2 separate regions of the Homo sapiens genome follow, and region 2 is linked to region 1. Evidence: chromatin loops called from intact Hi-C (ENCODE). Cell type or tissue: K562. All regions are shown on one strand. Each heading gives the region's core, and the rest is flanking DNA. Links, peaks and the distances in the headings are about the cores only. Region 1 overlaps LOC105369850 (a long non-coding RNA gene). Region 2 overlaps NAV3 (neuron navigator 3).

What was found. Hi-C counts contacts between places; a loop is a spot of excess contacts. Peaks named below come from ENCODE experiments on the same cell type or tissue, not always from the same donor. Only the 100,000 strongest peaks of a DNase experiment are listed, where the experiment ranks them.
Region 2: it touches region 1 in a loop (15-fold over the local background); 2 of 110 quality-filtered maps call a loop at or near these places.

What each region holds. Positions count from the first base shown.
Region 1 is chr12:76,614,168-76,629,628 of GRCh38, reverse strand. It overlaps LOC105369850 (a long non-coding RNA gene), which reads right to left. Exons shown (of 4, transcript NR_188081.1): 4 at 14,198-14,326. It also overlaps the pseudogene YWHAQP7. Among named protein-coding and RNA genes, the nearest start is that of OSBPL8, 62 kb to the right of the region's middle. RefSeq lists a silencer at 5,346-5,640. In K562, for the core only: a CTCF peak has its summit at 7,960 (motif pointing left); a DNase peak (open chromatin) is centred at 7,958.
Region 2 is chr12:77,919,615-77,935,075 of GRCh38, reverse strand. All of the region lies in intron 1 of NAV3 (neuron navigator 3), which reads right to left. Among named protein-coding and RNA genes, the nearest start is that of NAV3, 96 kb to the right of the region's middle. In K562, for the core only: a CTCF peak has its summit at 9,294; no DNase peak of the experiment used is centred there.

The sequences.
Region 1 (15,461 bases), core at 5,054-10,053:
CTATTTTTAGAAAATAGAGAAAAGTGGGCCTAGAGCAGTGGCTCACATCTGTAATCCCAGCACTTTGGGAGGCTGAAGAGGCCAGGAGTTTGAGACCAGCATGGCCAACATGGTGAAACCCTATCTCCACTAAAAATACAAAAATTAGCCAGGCATGGTAGCAACGTGCCTGTAGTCCCTCCTACTCAGGAGACTAAGGTAGGAGAATCACTTGAACATAGGAGGCGGAGGTTGCAGTGAGCTGAGACTGTGCCATTGCACTCCAGCCTGGGGAACAGAGTGAGACTCTCACTCAAAAATAAAATAAAATAAAATAAAGTAAAAAGAACATAACCATGTCCATTTGTTTACACACTGTCTGTGGATGCTTTTTTTAATTCAAAAAAATAAACAAAAGAAATAATAAAGAGGATCTACCATAATTATACTGTCCAGATTAGTTCCTGCTTAGTTATGTTTTTCACCTCCCACTTTGAAGGCCATTTTCTTCATTTAAAAAAAGTAAAGAAATAAAGTAATGGTTAAGTAGTTATACTTTCTCTGCCATCTGTCAGCTTACACCATTTTCTTGCTCCATAGTTTTTTTTTTTTAAAAAAAAAAAACAAACTGCAATTGTTTTTGTTATCTTTAACCTCAGCTGGTTCTGTGCTTTATCTTTCCTGAGGTTTTTCCTTCATATTTGTTCTTGCCTCTTTCTGTCATCAGCATGTCTCTCAATATAGGCTCATTCTTTTCAGCCACATGTGTTTCTTTTAGTATTGTCTTCCTTATCAGCTTCATATGTGATTGTAATTTCTTATAAGCTGTTTCCCTAGCCACACTAATCTAAGGATAAAATGGAACCATATTAATAGTAATAAAGGGTTTTGTATATTAGTTTTACCCCAACCCTCTGTTGTGGTTCTAGCTACCCTCAAAGTCTCATCCAGTTGTCTCTAGGTGCCGTTAGGTTATATAACAGGTGCTTGTAAACAAGTTATAGCAGCTATTGTCTGTGTCTGCCATGATTCTCCCCCATTCTGGCCCCCTCTCGTGATGTCTGCTGCTTAAAGCTCTGCTTGCTATTAAGTCATTTGGTAGTGCCTGACCACTGCCACTGCAGCTGGTGTCCACTATTACAGTGGTGTGTCCATGCTAAGGGGTCCTGAAGCTGCAAACTATTAAAATCTCTCTCACTCTTGGAACTGGTTCCACTGCTGCAGTGTGATGAGAGCTGGCCTCTATTGTGGTCACAGACATAAGAGGTGGTCTCCACTGCAGATCCGTTGAGCATTAAAGTTGAGGAGAAGGTGGTTTTTGGAGTCTTCAACGCACTGAGGCCATGCTGCACCTCAGTGGGATCAAGCTTTTCTCCTTTTTGTGTTATCATGAGCAGAAGAGTAGCAAAATAAAATAATTTCATGATCCTAGTATCTTACATAGTTTAGTGAAATAAAGTTGTCCATTCTTATATGTCCCTCTCCTTAGTAATCTGACATGGATTTATGAAGGCTGGACCAGAGGCCAAACCTGAGAGACAGACATCACAGTGTGCTAAACACCCCTCCCCTCTGACCAGTTATTGGTCCAAACTTAAGGGCCCTGCTTTCTCTTCTTTTAGAAGAAATTCTTTCCCAGGAGACTTCCACTCATGCATGAAAACAGAGGATTCATGCCCTGTCACTACACAGGCAGATGTGTCTGAATGAATGCCAATGGTGACCAAATTTAGGTTCAAGCCAGAATCCTCCACTCCATCAGAATTCCACCCCTTCGACACTTCCATTCTTCTGCATCTGCTGTCCCTTTTTAATGGTGTTGGTCATAGGACCGCAGTTATCTTTACTCTGGGTTTTTAGAAAATCTGGGCTTTCTAAGATTTCCCATATGTTTTTGGAGCAGACATCTGTTGTTTTTACATGCCTCCTCAAGAACATTGCTCTGTCAATTCTGCTTTCACTCTCCTACATCCTCAGTTTCCCCTCCCCTCTCCATTGGATCACTCCATCAACATACAAATTCCTCCAATTAAAAAAAATCCTCCTGACCCAACATTCTTCTTCTACCTACTGTCCATTTCTCTGCTCCCTTTTATTGCAAAACATGTAGAAATAGACCGCGTGTTGTTGTTGCTTGAAATTTGCAGTCTCCAAATTCTTTTCTACTGATTCTCTCTTGACCAGACTCCAACAGTGTTTTATTCACCTTTACAACACTTAAACTGCCCATGTTAAAGCCTCCACATGGTAAAATCCAAAGGTAAGTCTTTATTTTATCTTGACTTCTCTTCACTTGACAGTGACCTCTCTCCTCTCCAGGCACTTTATTCCCTTTGCTGCCGGGACATCTCATTCTCTCAGATTGTCTCCTATTTCTTCAGCTGCTACTTCTCTCTCAGCCTCCAGCCTCCTTTGCTCATTCCTTATCATCACCCTCACATCCAAACTTTGAAACACCTCATTCTTGAAACTCTTATATTCTTATCTTCAATGCTTCTTTCTCTCTCTCTCTCTCTTCCTTCCTTCCTTTCTTTCTTTCTTTTCCTTCCTTCCTTCCTTCTTTTCTTTTTTTTTTTTAGAGACAGAATCTCACTCCATTGCTCAGACTGGAGTGTCATGGTGTGATCATAGCTCACTGCAGCGTCTAACTCTTGGGCTCAAACGATCCTCCCACCTTAGCCTCCTGAGTAGCTAGGACTACAGGTGTGTGCCACCATCCTCAGCTAATTAAAAAAAAATTGTAGAGACAGGGTTTTGCTATGCAGGGTCTTACTGTGTTGCCCAGTCTGGTCTTAAACTTCTAGGCTTAAGCAATGCTCCTGCCTCAGCCTCCCAAAGTGCTGGGACTACAGGCGTGAGCCACTGTACCTGGCCAATACTTTCTCTCCTTCAGTGATCTCATCTAATCTCATGGTTTTAAATATTACCTATATACTGATAACTCTCCAGCCAAGAACTCTTGCCTAAATTTCAGGCTCATATATTTAACTGCCTACCAACATTTCCACTTTGAGGTGTAAAAGGAATCTCAAATTTAACATGTCTAAAAATTGAACTCCTCTTCTCTTACAAAACTCTTCCTTTCACAGTTTTCCTCCATTTCAGTTAATCACATCTCCATCCTTCTAGTCACTCTTGCCAAAACCTTAGAGTCATCCTCAATTCTTTCTGCCACTTTTCCTCTCCCATAATTCAATCATGGTAGCCCTGCCTTCAAAATATGTCGAGAATCTGACTATTTTTACCAAGTCAGCTGTTATCACTTTGGTCTACACTAGCAACATCTCTAATCTGGATTATTGCACTAATCTCCTGCTTCCTCCCTCTCGCCTGCGTTTTTAAATGTCAGCTAGATTATGTCACTACCCTGCTCAAACTCTCTACCGGCTTCTCATTCCAGAGTAAAACCAAAGTCAATAGCCTACAAGGCATTTTGCAATCTTTAATCTCATCTCCTACTCTCCCTTGGCTCACTTAGCAGGGCACAAACCCATATATACCTTCTGTTCTCTCTCCCTCTTTTCCCACTTGCCTACATAGCTCATTCCCCCATCTACCTTGGCTCAAATGTCCCTTTTTCAAGGCCTTCTCCAATAACCTTACATAAAATTACAGCATCCTTCTTCCCTAGCAATTTCTATTCCTCTTCCCTGACATTGTCCTTCATAGTTCATATCACCATTTGAACTATTACATATTTTATTAATATAGCTGTTTATTATCCCCGTCCCCCAACTAGAATGCAAGGTCCAACAGAGCATGGATTTTTGTCTATGTTATTCACTGTCATATACCCAGAACCTAAAATAGGCATGCGTATAGTAAGCATTCAGTAAACATTTGTTGAATGAATGAATGAATCCCCAGCACGCCTAATTCTTATGTTAGCACCTTAATGGATAAGGGATACGCAATCTGCATGACACTGCCTCTTTTTCTTGGTGTTCTTGTAGTTTCTAGTTACTTTACTAACTTTAAAAACTCAGTTTTTCTTATTAGTAAAAGTCAAGTCTAGAATATAAAATCCCCTAATTGCTTCCTCAGTCGTCTGAGAAATGAAACTATCAAGGAAGCAAGTAAAGAACTTTTCAAATTCTTTGCTTTTAGTAGAATGAACCTATCAACAGACATTGGAATCTTTGCAGTTCCTTCTCTGGAGCTTGTATCTGTGCCGGTTTTGTAACTAGAATGAGAAAAGAAGCATCTAGAACATTTGTATGGTTGGGTGGCATGCAGCACACTACTGCAATTATATCACTTGCATTTTCCCCTTTTTAGCATGAGCATAATGATTTTCATTATTTCTATCCTTGGGTTTCTAGACCTTGTTATAGATGAACTTTATAAAGTTAGGAAACATTTATTGAATCCAACTCCATAGCTGGTAGTTTTCTAGATGCTAGGAATATAAAGATGAAATTTCATTTTATCACACAGTAGTTGAGTTAGTAAATAAAAGGGCATATCGATACATACAACTACTTGATTGGATTGATTTCCTTTGAACAAGATTTACCTTTCTGTTGACATATTTTAGTCTGTGATCACAAGTCTTGGTGGGGATGACAATAACAATGACTTCAAGTTACAAAGTTCTAACGGGCAAATATATGTAATAATTAATTTATATTAACACTTTTCCGATCAGTGATCTTTAGGTGGGCAGGAGCAAAGACTGACTGGAGTTAGCTTAAATAAAGAGGACTTACTATATATAGCAATGAAAGTGTTGTCATATCAACCCAAGAATACCCACAAGTAACTGCTATAATAGAGGGTGGCAAAGAGGAGTTCTGATTTCATGGCATTTCTGGTGACCTCAACAGGAGGAATTCATTAACCATGACCTGTTTGCATCATTGTTCATTATCACGACTCAGTGGTATTCCACATGCCTGCTTCTTTCTCTTGTCATCTGGTCAAATGGCCATTCCTGGTCCAAGCGGCCACTCCTGGTCCAAGCGGCCAAGGCCAGATTCGCAAAAGCAGGATGTAAATGGCAGTTGGTGCTCAGTGTGGCAAAGACTATTGGGAGTGGCAGAGACTAGGAGGAATTTGAGGGAACATGAAGCCTTATCTAAAAGGGACTACCAATTGTTGCCATGTGGGAATATGAATCTATTTTTTAACTACTTGATTTTTCACATGAAGATGGAAATCCTGAGTGAAATATCTTAATATTTAAAAAATGGCAACTAAGTAAAATACAAATAAAACAAAACAAAGAAACCTGCACAGACAAACCCTGTGCAGGTCTGTGCAACAAAAAGTTGAGGTAGCAGCCCTAACTGCTTATCCTTGGAAAGGCCTGCTTACAAAGCCGGCCCTTGGCTGGCATCTGGGAACTTGGATTTCAGGAGGGTTCCCACCATTCCCAGAACTGGTAAGAGTGACTCGCTGTGCCTAAACTTTTTGTGTAGACAACATGTTTATGCTGACTACTGGCTTTCCTTCTAGGACTCTGAAATTTGAGTATGTGCCTAGCAGAGGCTGCCTATATGACTAGGCCCCAATAAAATCCCTGAGCTCTGAGTCTGTAATGAATTTCCTGGTTGGCATCATTTCACATGTTTTATCACAACTCATTACTGGGGCAATTGAGCACATCCTGTGTGAACTCCATGGGAGATGACCCTTGAAAGTCTGTGGCTGGTATATCCTGGATTTTGACCCATGTGCCTTTTTCCTTGCTGATTTTGCTTTGTATCCTTTTGCCAATCATAATCATGAGTATTACTATATGTGAGTCCTATAAGTCCTCCTAGTGAATCATCAAACTTGGGGCTGGTCTTGGGGACCCTAACTCAAGGCAAAATAAAACATATCTTTGAACCAAATTCAGCCAATAGTTTCACCTTTCAACCTCTAACCTAAGACACGGGCAGAACAGTTGCCAGGCATAAATGGAGCATTTTCATATGTGTCATCGTATTTAGTCTTCACAGTAACCCTGCAAAATGAACCATTTTATAACCTCATGTATAAGTGAGGAAATACACTCAGAGGGCTTAACCTTGCACAAGGTCATATCACCTGTAGGTGGAAGAGGCAGGAGTCAGAGTTAAATCCAACTTTATTTTCATATTGCCTGTATATGAAATTATATTTCCTCCCTTATGTGAAAATTTCAGAATCATTTTGTTTATTTTCTATTTCCTATGCACAGTATTTACATCTCTGGAGCTCAAAGTATTCTTATCACTCCTCATCCTTGTAATATTTGCCTTTTTCTTATTCCCTTCCAATCTTACCTTCCTATCAGCTATGAATGAGGTTTTCTGAGCCAGTAGGGAAACAAACAAAAACAAAAACAAAAACAAAAACAAAAAAAAAGGAAGGTAAGTATGGGCACAGGCAAGGGAAGGGAAGGATTATAAAAGACAGCAACTGGGCCTGCCTCTGCTAGGGATGGTCAGTGGTCCCAACAGGAGGGTCTAAAGTGGAGTGGAGGCTGGGTGTACAGGGTGGCTCACATCTTTAATTCCAGCACTTTGGGAGGCTGAGGCAGGATAATCACTTGAGGCTAAGAGTTTGAGACAGCCTGGACAACATAGCAAGACCCCATTTCTACAAAAAGATTAAAAATTAGCCAGACATGGTGGTGCCTGCCTGTAGTCCTAGCTACTTGGGAGGCTGAGGTGGGAGGACTGCTTGAGCCCAGGAATCAAAAGTTACAGTGAGCTATGATCATGCCACTGGCCTCCAGCCTAGGCAACAGAGCAAGACCCTGTCTCAAAAAAAAAAATGAAAATAAATAAAAAAATAAATAAAGTGGCATGGGGAATACCAGGTGAATCTAAGCTGTAGCAGTAGTACTTATAGTCAGAGAAGCAGTAATAATCTTTCCAGAAGGATCCATGGGGTTTGAAGCAGGATCTCATTCAGTATATGGCGGACAGTAGCATAGTTCAGGTAACAGGATAAGAGGGTGAGAAATGGATAGGCAGGCTGTCAAGGGCCTATCTGGGGGTGAGTGCAGAGCTATACTCTCAGGAAAAAGTGGCATGAAAACCTGGAAGCTGGATAGAAGCCCTACTCTAAGATCTGAACTTGCAGAGTCAGAAGTTTGGAAGGGAAAGTGCAGCTTGATGGCTGAGCAAGTACTCGAGAGTTCCCCCCGGTCCACTGAATATTAAACTTAGAACAGCATGACCAGTACGAGCCTCTTTCTTCAAACATTTTGTATATCTTGAGTGGCTTTCTAGGTAATGATGGAACTGAATTCATAAAGCGGAAGGTCTTTCTTTGTTTCCTGTGTCTGGGCTGAGCTGAACACGTTTGAGACTGACACTTCTTGCTGAAGGAACACACCAGAATAGGTTTGCCTAGCTTTGCAATATTTATTACTGTTTTAGATTTCCCTCACAATACATCTCTGAAAAGACTCAGTGAACTAAATGATACTCAGAAAGATAGCATTTCAGTGAACTCTTGAGGTTACATTTAAAACAGTCACATTATCAATGTAAGTAATTATTCCCAATTATTCCCATACCAATCTGTCTTACAGATATTTTAATACTAGGTGGTCTCTGAGTTATAAACATCAGGCTTATGAGCATCCCATGCAATTCCGCGTCCACTAATATCTTTTGAATTTCTACTATGTGTGCCTCATGGTCATTATGCAGAGTCATAATAATTGACATTTATTGAACACTTACTCTGCAATCTGCACTGTTGCACTGACATGCATTAATTCATTGTTCTCACAATAATGCTATGAGGTAGGCATTATTATTGTATCCATTTTCAGGTAAGAGTCCAAGGCACAGAAAGGTTCAGTACAACTTTTAGTTGTACCTAGAAGTGTGCCTCACTTCAAACAATGAACAATTTAGAAAGAGAGATAAGACATATTGAAATGTAAACAACCAGTCACCTGCCTCTCCTGCACTTTCACCCAAAGTTTGTTTTGATCCAGATCTATTTTTACCCTTTGTTCCATTTGGCATCCAAGCTACTCTAGTGCCACCTGCTGACCAGAATGGGGAACTGTCTGACCTAGTACCTTCCCTATAATCATTTCTTCGAGTAGGATTCTGTCATACACTCCATTTTATTTCTAGCTTTAAAATGTCCACTTTATACCATATAACACTTAACATGTATAATTTATATCTGAAGAATAGATAGCCTGTGATGCTGATCTATGTTAAAACACTCTGAGAAATGTAGTACAATTTTTTACATCTCTGGGTTTCTCTAGAAAAGGGTATCACAATGCAGAACTATGGGTATCATTACTACACTTTGCATAAGATACAAGGGAACTATGATAAACTTCAGAAAGTAGTGAACTCACCTATTCCTTAAAATATGAGTAGGCAATTGTTACAAAGCAATAGTAAACGGCTTATAAAGTATAAGTTTATTTTATGCTTCTCTGCTATTACACAGGGCACAACATTTTTGCAAGGCTTTTTTGGGACCACAGTGCATTAGCAACAAAAAACGCTGGTCCAACTCTGAGTAGCAGTCACTAAATGAAACGGATACCCTCTCACATGTGCACAAATCTGCATAGAAAAGTACTAAAGTTTTAGAATTGGACTTGTGTAATGTATTTCTGCTTTCTAGGGTATTAAGTAATGATATGCACTTTAATTTACCTAAAGCAATGCATGTATCTTCGCAGCAACATGATACTTCTATTAAACAGTTAAGGTGAATACTGGAAGTAAAAGACAAGAGGTGTACATGAATTTTTATTGGGAAGGGAAGTTGTCAACTTAAACAGTAGCAAATGAAAACCTTGTTGTTATGGATATACGTGACCTCCATAAACTATTATATAGGAGACATTTCAATTTCCCCCCCAGGCCAGAAAAGTTCCATACCGAAAGGAAACCCTTGAAGAAGAGTAAGGGAGGGAATAAAGAAATCAAGAAGTTACATAGGGAATACTCTCGAATTGTAATTAACTGTATTTTCAGATCTTTAGGGTGGTACAAAACATAATTGCTTGCAGCATTAGTTCAGATTACTTAAATATCAAGTACATTTTTAGTCCACTATATAAGTGGAAGTTACTAATATTTTATATGAAATGAAGCCAGTAATACTTTTCTATAGCAGTAACTGTACACCAGGAGGGCCAGGACAAACGAAAGAAATGGAGTTTTCCCAAAGCTGCATTGTGAAAAGACTGTAAATGGGTTGATCCCATACGCATGAATGAATTTCTTTTTTTTTTTTTTTGAGATGGAGTCTCACTCTGTCGCCCAGGCTGGAGTGCAGTGGCGCTATCTCAGCTCACTGTAACCTCTGCTGCCTGGGTTCAAGCGATTCTCCTGCCTCAGCCTACCGAGCAGCTGGGATTACAGGTGCCTGCCACCGCACCCAGCTAATTTTTGTAGTTTTAGAAGAGACGGGGTTTCACCATGTTGGCCAGGCTGGTCTCAAACTCCTGACCTCGTAATCGGCCTGCCTCAGCCTCCCAAAGTGCTGGGATTATAGGCATGAGCCACCGCGCCCGGCCATCATGAATGGGTTTCTTTGCTACAGGAAATCCAAGTGGAAAAGGCAATGGAGATGTGTACAAAAGTTTCTTGAAGGGAAGAAAGATTACGCCTTGTATGCATTTACTTTTCTGTCTCTTGGCTGCCACATCACATTTTTCTCTTGCACTGTCTAATGGCCATAATGTTAGGTTGTCTCTATAAGCAACTGCATGATAAGGGTGCTGTCTTTGAATCTTCACTCAGTGTATCAAGTTCTTCTATGGCCTATCAAAAGTGGTTTTAGTCAGTTCGCAGGCAAGCTCTGGGTTATTAAGGATCTCATAGTAAAGTACAGAAATGTTAAGACATGTATATGGATTACATCTCTTTACTATATCAAATGCCTCTTAGGAAGCTCTTTGGGAATTATCTATCATTTGTTTCAACCATCACCACGTGCAACAAAGGTACTGGAAGTAATCTCCCTTTATTTTTGATAAAAGATCGTACTCGCTAGATTAGTTGCATTGGATAGTAAATAGTTATCCAAAAATTGCAGGACAGTAATGCATACGGATCTCAGTTCAGACTTGACTTTCTCCTGATAGTTTTCTGTTGTTTTTTGGTTTGTTTTTTGTTTTTTCTCAGTGATGTGAAGCTCACTCCCAATAGTTCTTGATCAGCTGCAACTTCTTGTCAGAGGTGTTGGTTTTTCTGCTCAATGCTCAAGAGACCCTCCAGGTGGACCTGTAGCCTTCAACAATGTTTTTGTAGGCCACAGAGAGTGAGTTGTGCTCCTCTTTGGACAGCTCTGCAACCTGCTAGGAGAGCCTTCACAATGCAGGTAAAATCAATGATAGCAAAACCCTTGAATCCAAAGTGTTTGCAAGTACTCAAAGCCCCCCTCAGAATCACCATGAAGTCCTCACTTACCACCTTCATTCTTTTCCACTTAAATCTGTGTTTCTATAAGTATCAAGATTTGTGATAAAGATTTCTTTTGCACCGATCCTCGAGATATTAGAGTTGGAATGAGATTTAGAGATCATTTAGAGTTCAAGTTCAACATTTTGTTTACAGTTCTCTGCTGTTTGATGCCCCAAATCTATTTCACAGGAAGCCATTTGCTGATCACCTGGCTTGACCTCTTTCCTGATTCTTCATTTTTCTCCAGTCTACTGGGAATTTTCCCCTGCTCTTATTATAAAGAAAGGCCTGTGTTTGTAGCCGATGTGGGCTCCCTCAATAATTGGGCATGACACATTTCTATTCCCTCTGGTAGGTCTCACTCCTCCCCACTATGAGATGGGTTAACTGCTGCATTTCTGTGGCCTCAAGTTCCCCTCGTCTTGTCACACTAGGGACCCTGAGACACAAAGGGCTGCACAGCTGTCAGCTGATTTGAGCTTGGGGCTTCAGTGGCCTTTCAGAGTTTTCCCAATGACTGCCCTCCAAGTGGTTTCTACAAAGAAGAAAACAGTTTCTCCTTTGTTGAAGGCTTCCTCCTCCTGTCCCATTATTTCCATCTATGGCGGAGCCAGGGGGTACCTGGGGACTGTTGGCTCCATAATTTTATTAGTGCCCTCTCCCCAGTTCTTTGATATTGACCTTTGACATTCACTCAGTCTGATGTAAAGTACTTTGCAAAATCAGCTTTAAGGCCCCCCTTCTAACAAATATCTCTCCTCAAATCCAACCTAAGTAGGACTTCTGGAGATATAGCCTCTTGGAGATAATTTAAGCAGGGGAATGTTTCAAAGTAGAATGTTTGCTGTCTTTCCTGATGCCCACCCTTTCTTTGAAGGCTTCGTTCCTCTAAACTGGATAGAATTAGAAGTGCTTCAGTCTTATCTCTAGTTTTCATTGTGTCCAGGAGCAAGAGAGTCCTGCATCAGAACGCTGCTTCTCTTTTAGGTCACTTCACGTGATGTTCTTTGTGGATGATCATCTTTGTGGATGATGTTGATGAGTTAGTAGCATGAGGTTAGAGCCTTTCTTAGTTTCACTGTAGACAGTTTCCTTCTATAATTAGCTTCTTTCAGTTCGTTTTAGTGGGTATAGGAATAGGAAAGACTTTTTAAAAGTCTTCCTACGCTTTCATTTACAGATGAAGAAACTGTGGGATGGAGAGGTAAAATGATCTGGTCAGATTCACACAACCAGAGAGTAGCCGAGCAGAGGACTGAACCTGGGGCTACTGTTTCATTGACAAACACTATTTTCCTATTCTGCTTAATAGCCAATATTATACCAGTTTTTTTAAACTGCCTTTCTATTTTAAAATATTTAATTTTTCAGTTGCATTATGCATTCATTTGGTGGACTCACCTCAGAAGTAAACTGTTTAAATCAAGTTTTTATGGGAAAATGCACTTCTAAATTCAAATAGTCAATTTCCTTATGAATCTTTGAAACAGCATGTAACTCCTTGCAAAGATTTCAGGGTATCAGTTGAACACTGTAAAATTTTTATGTAGAAACAAAGTAATTCCAGGCACTTCTGCTGAAGGGACAGTCCATGCACAACAGGTGAGGGGATTTAGTGGTAACCAGTTGGGTTAGAAAAATGGACACATTGTCAGCACACAGTCTTGGTTGGTGCAGTGTTCAGATCCATACTTTGGGTCATAAATTACTTATCTCAATATGCTCTTTTAATTATGTTCTCCTTACTCCTCTTTTGTTGTAGCACCTACCTTCTGTCAGGAGTGGTATTAAAGTTGCAAACAAATTTTTGTCAGAACATTTGGAACATTAAGTTATATGAATGCTAATTCATATGTTATATGAATGCTAATTAATAATAACAAAGAGGCCAGGCATGGTGGCTCACTCCTGTAAGCCTGTAATCACAGCACTTTGGGAGGCTAAGGCAGTAGGATCACTTGAGCCCAGTTTGAGACTACCCTGAGCAACATGGAGAAACCCGAAACCCTGTCTCTACAAAAAATATGAGAATTAGCCAGGTATGATGGCAAGTGCCTGTAATCTCAGCTACTCAGGATGCTAAGGTGGGAGGATCACTCGAGCCTGGGAGGTCAAGGTTGCAGTGAACTGTGGTTGCGCCACTGCACTCCAGCCTGGGTGACAGAGCAAGACCCTGTCTCAAAAGATAATGATAACAAAAATAATAATAACGAAGACAAAAGTTCCCAAGTTGGAAAATATTTCCTTAATGAATTGCTGTAGAAATGAGGGGGGCAAGCCCATCTTCAACCACTTCAGAGCTTCCATAAAAATAATAGTAAGAAGAAGAGCTACCATTTACTAAGTGTTTACTTTGTGCCAGCCATTACTCTGAGTATTTTACAAACATGTTATTTGATGAGGTAGGCATAACTTTCCTAGAGAGGAAACACACAACCTTTCCTGAGAGAGGTCACACAGCCAGCAGGAAGAAGACCTAAACTTTAAATCCAGGTTGGTCCTATGGCAAGGCTGAACATTTAACCATCACCCATCCTAAAATGTGATGCTTTCTCATTCCTAAACCCCAGGCCCATATGCTTTGTATTCTTTCCAAATGTGTTTCTCCGTCTTCCGGAAAGGTAGAGCTTGGCTATTGGAACTCCGTGTCTTTTTACCTTTCAGAGTAGGACATACATCAGTGCCACTCATTCTCATTCCTTCACTTTCTGTTATTCATGCTTTTCTTATTTATGCTTTTCTTATTTCCATTGTGAGTCTAGATCTGGTTGTTCCATTTCTGCCTGAAGGGCCCTCTCCTAACCCCCTCCATTCCATCTCTCCAGCTGAGCCACTCTCATCAAGGGAAAGCTTAAAGACTACATCACCCAGCAGAGGTTTTTGACCAAACATTCCCGAGGCTTCCCTTTCCTTCAGCACTTATTGAGAGTATAGACCTGTGCCTGTCCTTTTCCTGTGTGTATAGTTATATTGTTTCACTTAAACCAGCAACTCATTGAAAATAATTATTATTATATTATTGAGTTTTTTGGATAAACTCAAAATAGTAGTTTTAGTAAAAACATTTATGATTATTAAAAATAAGTGATGTGTATTTATTCTGCATAAACTTGTTAGAGTTCACATTTTTTTGTTAGTTTATTTGGAGACAGAGTCTTGCTCTGTCGCCCAGGCTGGAGTGCAGTGGCATGATCTCGGCTAACTGCAACCTCCGCCTCCCAGGTTCAAGTGATTCTCCTGCCTCAACCTCCCAAGTAGCTGGGACTACAGGCACATGCCGCCACGCCCAGCTAATTTTTTGTATTTTAGTAGAGATGGGGTTTCACCGTGTTGCCCAGGCTGGTCTCAAACTCCTGAACTCAGGCAATCTGCCCGCCTTGGCCTCCCAAAGTGCTAGGATTACAGGCGTGAGCCACCGCGCCTGGCCTAGAGTTCACATTTTTAAAAAAATGAATTGAAATTTAAGGAGAAGGTCAATTAAATAATAGAGACTTCTTTTCCAAGAGTAATTAGCCATTGCATCAGATAGGAGATTGGACTAGATAGCTTTTGAGGTTCATTGGAGGCCTATGATTCCACCATCACCCTAGTACCAACTGAGTGGTAGAATGTAGTGGGACAGCAGCAGGACCAAGAACGGTGATTTCAAAGGGCAAAGAGACATAAATAGTGAGTGAGAGCCAGAGTCTGAAATATGAAACAAAGCAGAGATGGAAAGACAAACAGCCACATTTTAATCAAAATAGCCAAACTCATGTGAAATCCATAGCACTGAATCTTCAGAATCCAAAAACAATCCATGTATTTGTCCGTTTTTGCATTGCTATAAAGAACTACTTGAGACTGGGTAATTTGTAATGAAAAGAGGTTTAATCGACCCATGGTTCCACAGGCTGTATAGAAGCATGGCTGGGGAGGCCTCAGGAAACTTACAATCATGGCATAAGGCAAACAGGAAGCAGGCATATCTTACGCAGCTGGAGAAAGAGAACAAGAGAGTAGGGTGAGGGGCTACATACTTTTAAACAACCAGATCTCATGAGAACTCACTCACTATCATGAGAACAGCAAAGGGGAAATCCAACCCCATGATCCAATCACCTCTCACCAAGACCCTCCTCCAACACTGAGGATGACAATTTGACATGAGATTTGGGCGGGGACACAAATTTCAAACCATAAAAATCCAATATAATTTTCTTTTTAATCTAGGCAGTCTCATTATTTTATGTTTCCAAATAAGACCCAGGAACACTGATAGTTTACAGATCCAAGAATCTTTTGAGAATTTTTACTTGGTTTGGTTTTGCAGATTAAGAGGTAAGTTCTTATTTTCATTGTTGTTTGCTGTTTCACTAGAGAAAACTATGTCAAATAACCCTTATGAATGCAATTAAAAATAAAAGCACTGTTGGCAGCAATATGGCAGTGTAGTGTTAACATAGTACCAACACAACAAATTATGGAATCATTCCATTTGGTTCCACAAGCTTTGATGATAGGCCAGATTAAAAATCTAACTCAAATAATAATAGAAAGGAAAAGGAAGCCTAAGAGAAGAAAAAGCAGATATTAGCTATTAAACAGAGTGTCACAGTAAAGTAAGTGTACTTCATCCTCTCTCTCCCACTGAATGCAGCTAAAAACTCTGGAAAGAATGCACAGAGCAGTTATCTAAGGACTCTGGAAAGTGTATGGTCATGACAGACTAGGGAAGGAAACCAGAACTTGAAGTACTGCCGAACTGGTGGCAAGCTTTCTGTTATCCCTCCTCCAGTATCTCCTGTCCTGGACTCAAAGGCAGTCTGAAATCTGGAACCGCACAATGGGTGCAGAAAGAAAGTACTCCAAGAGGAGTCCTCTAATTTGGTCCACAGAGTGGAAAAGAGGGTCCTTATGGGTCAGAGATAGTAGAGAAAATTTTCTGGTTTTTTTGCCCCCATTTTTCATTCTCTCTTGTACCGTCCCCTGGCAATCTTGTAACAAGAAAAGCAGCCAGGCTGGTGTCTAAAACTCCAAGAGAATTATTTAGTGTGATCAAAGGAACTATAGTCTCAAGAATGTAAGACTATATATTTGGATTTCTCTATATCTCTATTTTTCTTTATATAT
Region 2 (15,461 bases), core at 6,802-11,801, 1.3 Mb before region 1:
TCCATACACTACATAGAGGTATATGTGTTTCAATGGGATAAAGTAACTTATTTTTAAGGAATCCTAAATAATCGAAGAAGTAGGGAGAAGTGATAGGGGAAAGACTGCCTCTTCATTGAAGTTAAAAGTCTGTTTGAATAAAAACACACTAATCTGTAACCTGATTAGAAGATATTATGAATATAATCAGAGGATTTAAAAATATTAGCTGAGCTAATTTTAACCCTGTACTTATTTAAAACATTATTGTTTTCCTTCAACATTCAAGCAGTAGCATTACATTTCTATAAGCACTGCTCCCTGGTATGTTCAAATTACTGGCTTTGTAAAGTTAAATGGGTTCTTCTAAGACATAACAGGAATTGTGTTGAAGACCAAGGGTTTCTATGATAATAACTGGACTTCTACATCTTAAAAAGCAGCAAAAGACTAAGCATATAAAGTGCAACCAGAAATCATACCTTAGGGAAAGGTGATCAGTGAAGTAAGTGTTTTTCCCACAAAAAGAAAAACTAGTATAGGGAAGAGAATTGGAAGGAAAAGGAGCCCTAGAACAGATTTAAGAGGTTACCTCTCTGGACTGAGTTTCAAAGTAGCATTTGGACCTGAGAATGGAATCACAAAGGACAACATTGACCACAACAGTATAGGAAAGCATACTTTTTTTTTATAATTTCCCAAGAGCCATATGGAATTTTCTGGAAGAAAGAAGTGATCCTAGAGAGCACTTGAAATCAGGACAGGAAGGATGTATAGAGCTGGCACAGAAAAGCAAAAAGGGCACAGAAGATGTGAGGATAGGTTAAAATAAGTCAAGTTATGTATGACAGGAATCCTACCTTCGGGCACTCATCAGACAGCAGCCTTGGTGGGTAGCAATGGCAATGAACAAGCTGTGTCACCCCTGGTGCCATGATAATAAGGAACCACAATCAACAACCCTCCCCAGCCCATCACTGCAGAAAGAAAAGGAAGAATCTGGAACTGAATGAGCCTGGCCCTCAAACACTGAGTTTTAAACTGAAAGTGATTATGTTACTTTGAACTGAGATAAATACATTTTCTCCTACTATACAGAGAAAGAGGCTTAAAAGGTGAAGTTATATATTTTTTCAAAGATATAATTTTGTACACCACAGTTTTAAGACTCAAAAATTCAAAAATGGTAGGCAACATTGGACAAAGAAGGTTGCAAAATCACAGTGTGGGATTAAGACACAATACATACTATTTTTAGATGTTTTGAAAAGTTGATCACAGACTGGATCTGCAGTTGTTGTTACAGAACTGATATGACCAAAAGATCTGTGAATGAGTCCAATCTCATGACTCTTGTAGGCCTTCTAGAAATCTCAATAGCTCATGTGGTATAATTATGAAACGAATCCATTAAAAGTTTTGGGTAACATCATATTGTCACAATATATGTAATACATTCACCATCTAGCTAGTTCACCTCAGTCTGTACAGATAGTTCACCTCAATATTCACATTAAAATGAAAGCTCACACTGTATGAAGTTTTTCAAAAATCTCAACTTTGGAGTTTGATTTAAAAGTGAATATTAATGAGTTGACTACCCCATAAGATCGGTGGATGGTCTATGAAGGCAAGTAAATTATAAAGTAAACATAAATTGAAGTCTGATAATTTCCTTTTACTTTTTTTCTGTCATTCTCTTTCAATCTCTGACCTAGTGCTGTTAATTTTATCTCCCTAACATCTCTTCACCCTTCCACTCCTCCATTGCTACTATCATTGCCCTGGGTCGCTTCTCATCATCTCTCACCCAATCACTCTAACAGTCATATAAACACTTTCTGAGTGCAGGCAGGCTAAGCATTATACTATTCTATACACTACAGATAGTGATTGCTTTAAAATGCAAATCTGATCAAGTAATTTAACGTGTTAGTAAAAATCACAAAATAGCTCCCACTTAACTTCAAAAAAAATGTCCCTTATGAAGTCAATTTATTCCATTTTTAAGAGAAAATTAGTTTAAATAAAAATAGCAAAAAGAGTAAAACATAACTATGAAGGTTACAGAAGAATGATGATTGAGAAATGACACATAAAAGGATGAGATTTGACAATCAGAAGGAAGGGGAAAGCATATTCCATGCAGAATATGCATAAATAATTACATCTACAGAGGAACAGAGCTATGAAATAGCCTCATGATTTCAGAGAATTTTGTATAGTTCTATTTGGCCAGAACATGGGGAAGGGGCACATGGAAACACTAAAGGAAGAGGCCAGGAATCAGGTAAGGGTTGGGCAAAAAGCAATAATATCTGAAGCTAAGAAGGCTTTATTAAGATTTTTAGGTGAAAGTTTATTTTCATGTAGGGAACATGAAAATGACAGCCATGCTCCTGTTACTAAACTTGAACTTGAGTGCAGCTATGGAGTTTAGAGTCAAGTTTAGAGTCAAGAAAGTAAAGACAGATTACTTACAAGACTTCTGTATTCTAGATGATAAAATAGTTTTCTGCCCTGTATTTACTAAGAAATTGCCCACAGGACAGCAAGAACAAAAAATCTTAACTCAAATTCTATCTTCCATGAACACAATATATGAGTGTGGAAGGCAGATGAAAGAATGATACACATGTAGCAGAGTAGTAAAGGAAGATGGACCCACAGAAGCCTGCAGAGGGAGACAGAGTAATGCAAACAGATTTTCCCACAGACCCCCAGAATGGCTCAGAAAGTATGAGCATCAGATCAAATGGAAGGTAGGATGAACCAAATTCAAGAGTTATATTGTTGCCGGCCTATCCATTCTCCCATCAAAAGCCAGGACATACTTTAGGGAAAATCCGGACTTAGGGTTATCAGGAAGACAAAAGGTAAAGGCATGGAAATGAAAACAAAAGGATTAAGTAAAATTATATATACTTATGTTGAGACCCCAGCAACTGATTTTTGCTTCCCTGGCACCCTCTCCTTCAGGAATATAGGATTTCATATCCTCCACCCTCACTCCAGTCAGATTTAAAAAATCTGTCTTTGACAACAATGATCATCCCTAAGATCAACAGATACTGACACTCATGGTACCCAGTGAATCAATGAGCTGGCCATCATTATAGGATGGCCTATAATGAATCACAAAAGACATTAACAACTATGTGCATCACACACACACACACACACAAACACACACGCACAAATAGCTTCCAAGTAGATTATTATTATTATTTGAGATGGAGTCTTGCTCTGTCACCCAGGCTGGCGTGCAGTGGCGCGATCTCGGCTCACTGCAAGCTCCTCCTCCCGGGTTCACGCCATTCTCCGGCCTCAGCCTCCCGAGTAGCTGGGACTACAGACACCCGCCACCACACCCGGCTAATTTTTTGTATTTTTTAGTAGAGATAGGGTTTCATCGTGTTAGCCAGGATGGTCTCGATCTCCTGACCTTGTGATCCGCCTGCCTGGGCCTCCCAAAGTGCTGGGATTACAGGAGTGAGCCACCGCACCTGGCCGCTTCCAAGTAGATTTTTATTGTCTCATGCTTGATACAGAGAATTGAGGTTTACCAGGGGTTTGATAAAATTCTCTGAAATAAAATGGAGATACCAAAATAGACAGATAAAAAGAAGCCAGAATAAAATACAGACAAAGCTGAAGCATAAGAGAACTTCAGGGAAATTAAAATTAATACCCTAGAAATGAGAAGTTGCATTCCTCAGCGGATGCAGAAGAAAATGAATGATACATACACACATATGCACACATGCACACTTACACCCACACACACACAAATACACACACATATATTTGAAGATCTAGGGATTAAGTAGAAGTTTTGTAAATTAAAAATATGATTGACTTTTTAAAGCTGAAAGGCTGGAAGGATAAATTGAGAAGGTTTATTGGAAGGGAGATCAAAATTGAAAAAGATGAGCAATAATAGAAAAATATAGTCATATTAGAGGATTCAGTAAGTCAAGTGTCAAAAAAATACTAGTTCCAAAAAATAAGATAGGAAAAAAATTATAGGAAAGAATTTTCAAAGTGTTCATCACTATTAAGAAGATAAAAATTGATAACAATATCAGGGATAAAAAGAATATTCTAAAAGCTTCAGGAGGGTGGGGCACAAAGAAACAAATTTTAAAAGTTCAAGTTACCTTCAAAGGATCAGAAATTATAATGACATCACAAGTCTCTACAGTGACATTGCAACTAGAAGATACAGAGAAATTCCTATGAAATTCTGGAGGAAATTGATTTTCAATCTCAAATTCTATGCCTAGACAAACTTTCCAACAGTTGGGATAATAAAATAAGGATATATTATACAAAAACATTCTAAGAGAAAAAAATATTTTCATACATCCCTTGTAAGGAGGCTATCAGAAGTGAAAATAATGGAATCCAACAAACAGGTGACCAAATGTAAGAGAGAGGCAAAGACATTTTCAGCTGATGATAAGGAAAGTTCAGTGTAACTGCTATGTAACAGATCTAGAGAGCAATCATTTTACATTGGAACAAAGAGAAATGATTCTAGAATTGTTAACACTAGGGAAATAATAAATCTGATGCACTGTGTGAGAATTGGATTATAAGGAAAATTGTATACGGATGGATTTTACAGATCTGTTGGAAACTGTTAAAAAAAAAAGGTAAATGTAGCCATAAAGTCAACATAAATTATACAATAAAAAAGTGAGGCAATTATTAGCTCTATAGAAAAAAAACAACAAACTCTGTTTAAGAAAGAGACTTTAATCCTAGGCTAGTATTAGTCTGGTAGTGAATAATATTTACATGGGAACAATGAAAACAATATAGATTTCACTGAAAATTATAGTGTAAGTATATTGGGGGTAGTGCAGAGAAGAAGGGGGTTATAAAGAAGCAAAGTCCTTATATACCATCCCAAAAAGTCAATAGTCTCTAAATTTCATAAAGTAGGATATTAAAGCATATTACTTGGAAATACAAAAATAATCACCATAAGAAATTGCTAAATGGGTAGAAATTCATTCTTTTTGTTGGAGAGGAGCTAGGGATAGGACTGCTCTTGTTTGTTTACCTGTAGAACTTTACATGTTATTTTATTTTAATAGTCTAATAACAATGAAAATCATTCATTTAAAAATAAAGTTTATAGACCAGGCATGGTGGCTCATGCCTGTAATCCCAGCACTTTGGGAGGCCGAGGCAGGCATATAACTTGAGGTCAGGAGTTCAAGACCAGCCTGGCCAAAATGGTGAAACCTCATTGCTACTAAAAATACAAAAAAAAAAAAAAAAAAAAAATAGCTGGCCGTGGTGGCGGGTGCCTGTAATCTCAGCTACTTGGGAGGCTGCAGCAGGAGAATCGCTTGAACCAGGGAGGCAGAGGTTGCAATGAGCCGAGATCATGCTGCTGCACCATCTTAAAAGACTCCATCTTAAAAGAAAATAAAAATAAATAAGTAAATAAATAAATAAAAATAAGGTTATAAAAAGAGTCTGAGCGAAAGATGATGAGGTAGGGATACAGAAAACCAAAGGTGTGGGGATATAGAAAAGCCGTATTTACGGAGTAGAATCAGCAAGACTTGAAAGTGAAACAGATTTGACTCAAGGTGGATAAATTCAAATTTCTGGTTTGGATTAGCTAGATACTGGTGTCTCCCACTTAGTAGACACTCAATAAAGACTGGCTTATAGCTTATAGGGTCAATGACATGTCCCTGTCCGTGACGCAGCCAGAGCTATGCAATGTGGTGGCTTTGACAGGCTAATGGAATGGAACTCTAAAAATGGAACTCTAAAAATTGGTTTTTAGGTTTTAAGAAAATATACATATCTCCTAATTATTTTTTAAAACGGTTTGATTTTAGTTGCAAAGAATACAAGTCCTTAATTAATATATTAAAATCCTGGTATATCTAACATATTACTAATGATATATTTCATATGAAGAGATTAGCTGTCTTCAGACAAAATGAATAAACTACATTGATATGCATAAATATCATTATTACAGCATTTAACTTTTCAAGTACTCTGAGAGTTATTTCCTACCCAAACAGAGAATTCACCACAGCAGGCTACTGTACTTCTTTTGACCATAAAGCCAGATGGACAAATAATCAACATTGACCTCCTGAACTCTCTGGCACCTACCCCTACCCATCCCAGTGACACTTTGTTATGCAGATATCAAGTGCACCCTTTAACTCAATTTCAGATTTTATCAGAGCTGAAATTACATTAATATTTTCATTTGCAACTGCATTTATCTGTTTAAAATTGTAGCCACAATTCACTAGCTTAGAATCTAGTTACATATCTCTATTATTAGATTGGAAATAGGAAATTTTTAGATGAACAGAAATACAGGTAAGTTGATAGGAAAAGAAAGGGTAGGATTTACTATGCTAACTACAGTATGTTCTGATTTTTCTTTACATGCAGTTTTTTAATAGAGAAAAAAGCTGAGGCCATAACACAAACCATGTCATTCATAGTCAAATCAAACCTGCCAACATTTATTGAGCAGTACTGTGCTTGGCACCATGGGCAGTACCAACAAGGATAAGGCACATAAGTTTTTCGTTAATGAGGAAGGGAGGGAGGGGGTCGGGAACAGGTCAGACAATTTTGAAATCCTAGTAGGGGTTCTCTGCAATGATGACTGCCTCATCTTTCCTCCATCTCCCTTATCCTTTGGCATTCTAGCTACCTAGTTCGTGTCCAGATCATCATTGTGAGAACCCCTCGGCATTCATTTAAAGCCATATGTGTTGTTCTCTAATCTTTCTTGCTGTTCCAAATGTACTGAATACTTTGGAAACTGAGTCAGCATTTTCCTTCCCTCTCTCTCTTTTTTTTTTTTTTTTTTTTTGAGGCGGAGCCTAGCCCTGTCACCCAAGCTGGAGTGCAGTGGCGCAGTCTCGGCTCACTACAACCTCTACCTCCCTGATTCAAGCAATTCCCTCCCCTCAGTCTCCCGAGTAGCTGGGATTACAGGCGCACACCACCACGTCTGGCTAATTTTTGTGTATTTTTAGTAGAGATGGGGTTTCACCATGTTGGCCAGACTGGTCTCGAACTCCAGACTTCAGGCAATATGCTCACCTCAGCCTCCCAAAGTGCTGGGATTACAGGTATGAGTCACCGTGCACTTCCAGCATTTTCCTTCTCTAACCTTTAGTGATGCAGTCATACTGGGCAACCTCATGGTCAATACAGACAGTCAATCAAACACTCTGGCAGAAATAAAATACATAATGAAGAACCAGCTACCCGGTCTTAAATGCATGGGGCCTGACTAATGATCTTTTCTTCTACAAAAAATGATATGATATACATTTTTGAAAAAGGAGTTGGCTATTATAATTATAAGGCACAATCTGGTGGTAACTTAAATTTTATTTCACTTTAATTGCATTTCCACTGCTACCAGCAGTATGACAAGAAAGGGCTACATAACATTCTTTCTCCAAGATGTAGTGTCTACTAATAACAGTGTTGAGAGTAAGCACTATTTTAAATACTTTAAATAGTTTAACTCATTCAATCCTTAAAGCTCCCTAAGAGGAAGGTACCACTATTCCGTTTTTAAAGATGAAGATTCTAAAACAGAGAAGTGAAGTATTTTCCCAAGGTGGCAACAGTAAGTGCTACATAGAACCCATACTTTCTGTCTCAAGATTTATACTCTCAGCTCGTACAAAAGGAAATGTTTTATTTATGAGCCTTTCTTAACTCCAGCCTTCTACCTTATTTCTGTTACATCTTATGTCCATCTCAAAATATGGAGAAAAGTCTCCTTTATTTGACTGCTGCAACATCTAGTACTAACAGAGAGCTCCATGGGGAATTCATCTTAACAGTCTGTGAAGTCTAATAATGCTGGTGACAATATTAGCTAAAATCTAAATATTAATACCACACAGTATGTTTTAAAAAACAGTTATGAAAACAGTCCATCTCTACCCTTTTCTAAGAAAACAAGTGAGAATACTTGAGATTCTTTTAACTTCTTCTTGTATCAGTCTGATAAATTGATGTAAATTGTGCAAGTACATTCAAAGTAAAATCAGCTACCATCCTCCAAAGACCAAGTAACATGCTATAAATATGCATAAGAAAATACTGTTAATAAAACACAAAGTTAAAAGAGAATAAATTCCGTTTAAGCCTTAGCAGTTCAGAGTTTCCAGGCTTCTGACCTGAGCATTTCTCCTTACTTTCCAACAATTAACAGAGAAAAATTGACTGATGGAAAGATTGGTTTAGCGTAGACCGTAGTTCTCAAAATGCAGGTTCTTGACCAATGCATCAGAATCATCTAGGAACTTGTTACAAATGCAACTTACCAGGCCCCATCCTAGATCTATTGAATCCGAGACTGGTAGTGGGGCCCAACAAATGAATTTTAAAAAGTCTGCCAGGTGATTCTGAACTGTGTTAATGTTTGAGAACCTCTGGCGTGGATGGAATGCTGTTCACAAATTACAAGAGATTTAATTCTAATACCTTAAACTGTCTTTCAATGTAAAGAATATAGTATTTTAATGTAAGTGAAAAGTAATAAAACAGCCATGGCATATCTATATCTATATCTATCTATGTATCTATCTATGTATGTATGTATCTATCTATCTATATCTTCCCTTACCTCCCAAGCCTCTCTTGCTAGGAAGAAATGCTTTGTAAAAAGAAGCTTGGGAGGTAAGGGAAGGTAAGATGCATAAGGTAAGGTAAGCATTGCCTACAACAATCCTCCTTGCAAAGCATTCATTCCTATGTTTTAAATACTTTAAATTGTTAGTGACAAAGATAGATATCTACCTCAAAGGTGTTTCAAGATAGGTTATAATTAATTAATTAATTAATTTAGAAAGAAGTGGCCAAGGGATTGTTTACGTTCACTTAGGCTAAAAACATAGAACTTGGAAGCTGAGAGAGAACACTCTGCCTGCTGTGTTTAAGAGCCTCTGTGAAAAGTAATGGAAATAAAAATGCAGTGCACAGGGAGTACTAATCCAGCCATCAGTTGACAGGGAGCAATAGAGAAATTTCCAGGAAAAAGTAAGCAACTTTCAAAAAATATTTGTTTTTTCAACAACTTTCTTTCCTTCTTTTTACATCAACTCTAAGCAAATATTAGACTACTTGGAAGATTCTGTTGATCCCCACTAGAGGGCATCCTATTTTCATAAATACCTGAAAATTTTAAAACTACAATAAATTATAGCAAAACATATTGGTGAGATCTGTCATCTAGTTTGCTATTTGCTAAGGACACTTTGATGGTTTCATTTTGTATTCCACTCATACACAATTATGTATCAGCTTTCTGCAGTTGGTGTCTCTCCAGTGACATGCTGTAGCTCCACATCACCACGGGTAGGAGCTAGATCCACATACCTGCAAGACCATCGGCTAACAGTGGCTGCTGCTGCGTAGCCTTGTCAAACCGCAAAGCGATGCTGCTCAAATAATGAGCCAACCACATGACCACTAAGAGAGCATGGAGACTTAGAAGTCATAGCATTAACAGCCACCCTAAACCTCCCCCCGCCTTTTCATCCTAAAATCCTTTCATTTGTAATGCACCACAATTGCTGGAATGCACAATTGTTAAAATGCTAAGGATTCCATTTGAATCTCTTACAAATTATTGGAATATATTAGCTAAAGGAAAATAAAAATAAAAACAGAAAACATGCAGACTGCTCACTATATGAACTTATACGGTTTATATACAAATATAAGATAATGAATAAAAGTCAAAGATTTTAAATTAGCCCCAAATTTCAAATTCAAGCCTCTAAACCAAATTTTAGAAAATTTCCCTTCTTATAAACCTATTCCTATGATTAAAGTTGACCTTCAAAATATATGTGAAATATGGTCTAAAACATTCATTCAACATGCAAGACACAAAAAGTAAAAATTCTCACTAGTTAGAGAAGCAGACATAAGTCAATCTTGTTTTTTTTCCCAACCTTTCACCCTCCCCATCATTCCCCCACCCTTCAAAAAAGTAAAGTTAAATTTTTGAAGGGTTTCAGAAGTGGAAAGTATGGAGCCTGGAGTCAGAAATTCTGGGCTTTCTTCCAAGTTCCACCACTAACTACTGGATCTTGAGTCTTGTCTTTCATGCTAGGATCATATCCTTATCTACCCTGCCTATCTCGTAGGATTATTGTGAGGATTAACTGTAATAGAAAACATGTGCAAAAGTAAAATGAGCTATACACTATAAGTCATCATTATTATAATCAATGGAATATGCTTACTCATGATTTACATTTAAAAACATATTCTCCCCAAACAAATGTGTAGTAATTTCAAATAACCATTGCACATGTCAATATTTAGATCGACTACTTTCTTTTTAATTGCATTGAGACACAGAAACTAATTTACTTTCATAGAATATCCTTATCTTGAATTTCTTCTTTGTCCATATCTGATGTATTACCTGATATATTACAAGGAACATTATACTTTAGATATCTATGTTGAAAATTAATGACTGTGCAAAAACTACTTTTTGTGAAGAGTTGACCCAAGCGGGGATACACTTCCAGCTGCCTCATGCCTGGAAGTCCCCCTACTGCCACCCCTCATGAGAGAACCTATTACATTTTCACTGTTCACCAAAATTTGTGCTCCACCTTCCATAGCATAAAATATTCTCTAGAAAGCAGCTTCTCACCAAGGACTTCATTTCCAGCTCTCCTCTCCTTGCATTTAGGTGGATAAAAATGGACTAGATATCACCAATGTAATAAGAGCTAAAGTATTATGCATCTCTTCCTACTCTAGCCCACAAAAATATACTCTAACCTATTCTTCGTTTTGCCCATGGGCCACCTGGGATATATCCAGGTAAAACAATGAGGCCACATAATGAAAATGTGTGTTTTCATTAGTCTGAGTTCTTGAGTGACTGTACATAACAAAGCATCTCAACTCCATACCCAACCCCCAGGAAACACTGTGGACTGCTGAAAGTCTACTGTGTACAGAGCCATTGAAATTCAGGAGTTTGTTAGAGCAGCTGGTTTTAATTTAAATTACAGAGATTCTCCTTGCAGCCAGACCCTTAGGAGAACAACTCCCTTATGTACAGGAATTCAATTACAACTCCTATAGAGAGCTAAAAATCCATTCCCCAAATCCCTATTTCCCTTGCAGAGATCATTGTGTTGTACCTACAGTTTTCTGGTTATCTTTTTACTAATTTAATAGCATCTTCTGAGCATATATTGTGGACTCTTCATCACTAGTAACTCCTCTCTTCCTTTTGAAGCTCTGAGCTTGATTTCCCAGCAGTTCCATTCATTTTTTACTGCTGATTCTGGGGTGGTAGTGTGAGCATTTGTTGGTCAAGTTTCCACTGCTGGGGTCCTTGGAACTTCATATAACCTTTTTTTTATTATTAAAATGAACTAGGTACTGAATGTATCTAATATTCTAATTTTGCTTTACAATTTACAAATAGGTCATTTTGTTTGTTATACTCATTTGAGGTATATACAGTAGATGTTACAGTCCTACTTTACAAATCTACAGAAGAGATGATACAGATTTAGGTGGGCTGTTCAAGAAAACTAACCATCATTTATGACATTATTTCTACATTAATGATGTTTCCAAATTTCAGTAAAATAGATTTTTTTAAAAATTTGGAAGATGATCACTTTCTAAATCTAGCTCTCTCTCTCCTATTTTAGCTCTGATATGTGTGTGTGAAATTAAATTCGATAGCTTAAAATATATTTAAAAACATAAGCAATGACTTTTAAATTCAAAATTCTTCACTATCATAATCAAGCTGGTAGAATACTGGAGCGATAGAAAATGTGCTTTTTATTTCTTAAATTGACTTTAGACTTACCACATACCACTATGACATTCCTTTATTCTCTTTTTATGTGAACTGATATTCCAAAAATGTAGTTTATATTAATTATAATATTTATAAATTGGAACTAAAACACCTAATGATAGGGAAATTGTTATTATCAAATTATGGTTTATTCACTCTTCAAAATGTTAAGTAGCCATCAAAAATAAAAATCGTGATACTTGTAGAGTAAAATGAAAAATATGATGCAAAAAAAAGTAGAATAGAAAACCATCTTAAGATGTACGTATAAAAATACTAGAAGCAAATTCAGGGTGTAATAGTATTTACAATAAGGGTGATCTGATTTCAGATATTGTTCTTTATAATTAAAAATGTTCTGGATTAATATATTACTCATAAAATTAAAATTGATTTCAAAGCATTACCTCATTGGTATTCTAAGGAAGTTAATGAGAACAGTTTAAGAGTATTTTTTGGTCTTCTAGAAAAACAAAGGTACAATGAGTCTTAGGATTCAAGTCAATAATAAAAACACTCATTATTATTCTCAAAGAGAGAACCACAAGTAACAAGAAGTTTCTGGTTGAGGAACACAGGCCGAGGGGACAAGAGTAAAGTCAATGCTGGACATAGGTGGGATCCTAAGCTGGAACAGTGGTCTGAAAGGGCAAGGCACTTTGGAGTGGCCTGTTCAGGTCCAGAATGTCTGAGCAACACCTCTGTAGGATAACAATGGAGTAGGGCACACAGGAATTGCAAAAGTCTTAATAAACACCCACGAGGGATTTTCCCAAAAATAGAGTAGTGGAGGTCAGAGAATAACTAAAAAATAAAGGGATCAGTCAAAAACCAAAACATTCACAAGAGCCCGAATGACCCGAAAAGCTGTTAGGAGATGGAAAAGAAGCGCTGGCCCTCCAAAAGTTCAAAAATTAAACAAACAAACAGACAAACAAATCAAAACAAAACCCAAAAAAACCTCTCTGGTTCACAGCTCAAAAATTTCAAAACACAGAGGCAGGGAACCATACCAAGGTAGCTATTTTGGCATCTTCTGGGCTAATATTTTTAATTGGAACTGGTGGCTAAATTGAAGTGTTTTCAGGGCTGACCAAGGAGGTAGCTTCTGCTACGCATATGACCAGGTCTTGCACTTCAAGTTCATTGACACAAAGATTCAGAGATAGAACTTTGATATAATTGCCACTGTTTCCACTAAGTCATAAAGGTTACCCTATACAGCATTCTCTGCCCATGTGCTGGGCACTTTACAGACCTTATTTCATTTATCCTCCAAAGGACCTTATGATATGGGCATTGTTATATTACACGTGAAACAATTGAAGCTCAGATTCATTGACTAATTTGCCCCAAGTCATTAAGTAGCAAGTCACAGAGCTAAGTTTAAAATTGCTTCTCTCTCTCTACAATACCCATACATTTTCAGTGGCACCATATTACCTTCTTTGTTGGTATAAAAAATAAAAAGAGAAACACTAAAATTTTTCAAGGTGTTTGGCCAAGTACTGCCTTGTATCCTCATAAAAATATATCATTTTAACCCTATCATTTCCACTAGATTTTTCATCTTTCACGTTAGAAATTGTAACTCTCATTTTAACTCCAAGGAAAAGGAATTTAGCTATGAGAAAACTTATCATAAGACAATCTTTCCCAAGTCGGTTCCAAACTGCAGTTCTTAACAACGGCATGATTTTCCTGCTCTAATATATTCATTTAATAATAGTCACAATTTGTTGGTTATTCCAGGCTGCCAACGTTTATGTAAGTATGGCTACTTCTCGGTTTCAGGATTTTTAAGTGAATGGTTCCTACCTTGGCTAATCCTTGTTCTTGAACATTTCTATGAATAATGAAAATAGAATTTTGAACTGCATCTCTATGACTTCATGAACTATTTCACAGTCGGTATTGCCTTAACTGAGGAACATTTATTAGTCTCAAAAATTCCAAGTTAAAATTTGAGTAAATATTAACATTTTTAGAATTTCATATCTTGAATATGCATATCCTCAGGCACTAGATTTATGATGACCAAAAGACGTTTCTCATTTTTTCCTCAAAATAGTTACCCTAGCTTTAAAGTTAAGCCTTTGACAAAGTCTGTTGAATATTTCACATACCACTAGACTTAAATTTCAGCTTCTCTACTGGCAGATGAGCCTTAAGAATAGGTATCCTTTTCGTTTTCTTATGATGAGATTGTTAGAAATCCAAATCTTCAAACACAGGTTCAAAATTCTCTAATTGAAAGTACCCACAGCCACTCTATTCCCTTTTGTGACAAGGATATGAACAAATAATTCATATGAATCCAAATGGTGACCTTGGAAAGTCTACTACTATCCGCATTCACAGGACGAATCAGTCATCAATCTGACATTATTTTCTGATAATATTTTCTTTCTCAAGACAAGAGGCATCTGCAGAGTAATTTTTTTTCGGATGACTTCCTTTTTTGTAACAAACATTGCTGGTTAACATTTGGACTCACACATGTGAATCAAGTGGAAAAAGATGACAAATATTCGCCTACATGAACCAGAAGGTGTTTGAGTATTGTACCTAAAAGTAAATTCAAAGGCTTGTACCTGTTTTTCTGATAATTCTAATTTTCAAAATATATATTTAGCTAAAAATGCATTTTAATTTTTCACAATAGCAAGTTAATTGTATTTCCAGAAAATTGTCATGAAGGGTTTTTTTGGTACTATAAAATTTATAAGTAAAAAGGTCAGATAGGACTTAATTCATCTTACAGTTTTGGGGCTTTTTGTTGTGTGTTTTTTAAATCTGACTTTTCCATTTTCTTCATGTCCAATTTTAAGCCACTGTTGAAACAAAATCCATTTTTTCAAACAAAATAAAACTGGTTAATTTTGATAAAGCAACTGAGAAAATTAAGTACAATATATAGCATGGTATTCTTTATTCAAATATTAATTATGGGATTTAGAGCACTAATTTTAATTATGGGGTTTAGAACACACTAATGTGACTCCTAAAACAACACATTAAAGAAGGTTTTATTGTTACTCTTATTTTACAGATGAGGAAACTACTATTTAAAGATACTAAGCAATTTGCTAAATGTCACACAGTAAAGAGTGCCAGAACCCGGATTATTAACCAAACTTAACAATCTCTAGAGTTCTTAACACCATGCTATATTTCACGTGCAGTTGATAAATATTGCTTCAATTAGTGGTAAGTTATAAACCTGCCAAATTACAGCATCATTTTCAAAACTAAAATATAAGTGATAATTCAGTCTTCTGGAGAAATCATGGGCTGTTCACTTCAAATTCCAATCTCAGAGCTCCCACAGTGACAAAAGGTCACCAAACAATCCAAGCGTGATTAAATTTTCAATAGGGTCAAATAAATAGTGTCCCTTTAAGAGCTAGAATTCTGTTAATCTGATCAACTATTAAGCAAAGGGAGTATAATTGCCATTGAGAGCAGTGTACATGCAGACTGTCTCAATGAAAGCATGCCTATTCTCATAAGGAAACAGATGTTTGCTAAATTAATATGAAGTACTTCGCCTTAAAGATATAAAGATGTCCTTCAATGGTTGCTAGGTAACATATTTGCGGTT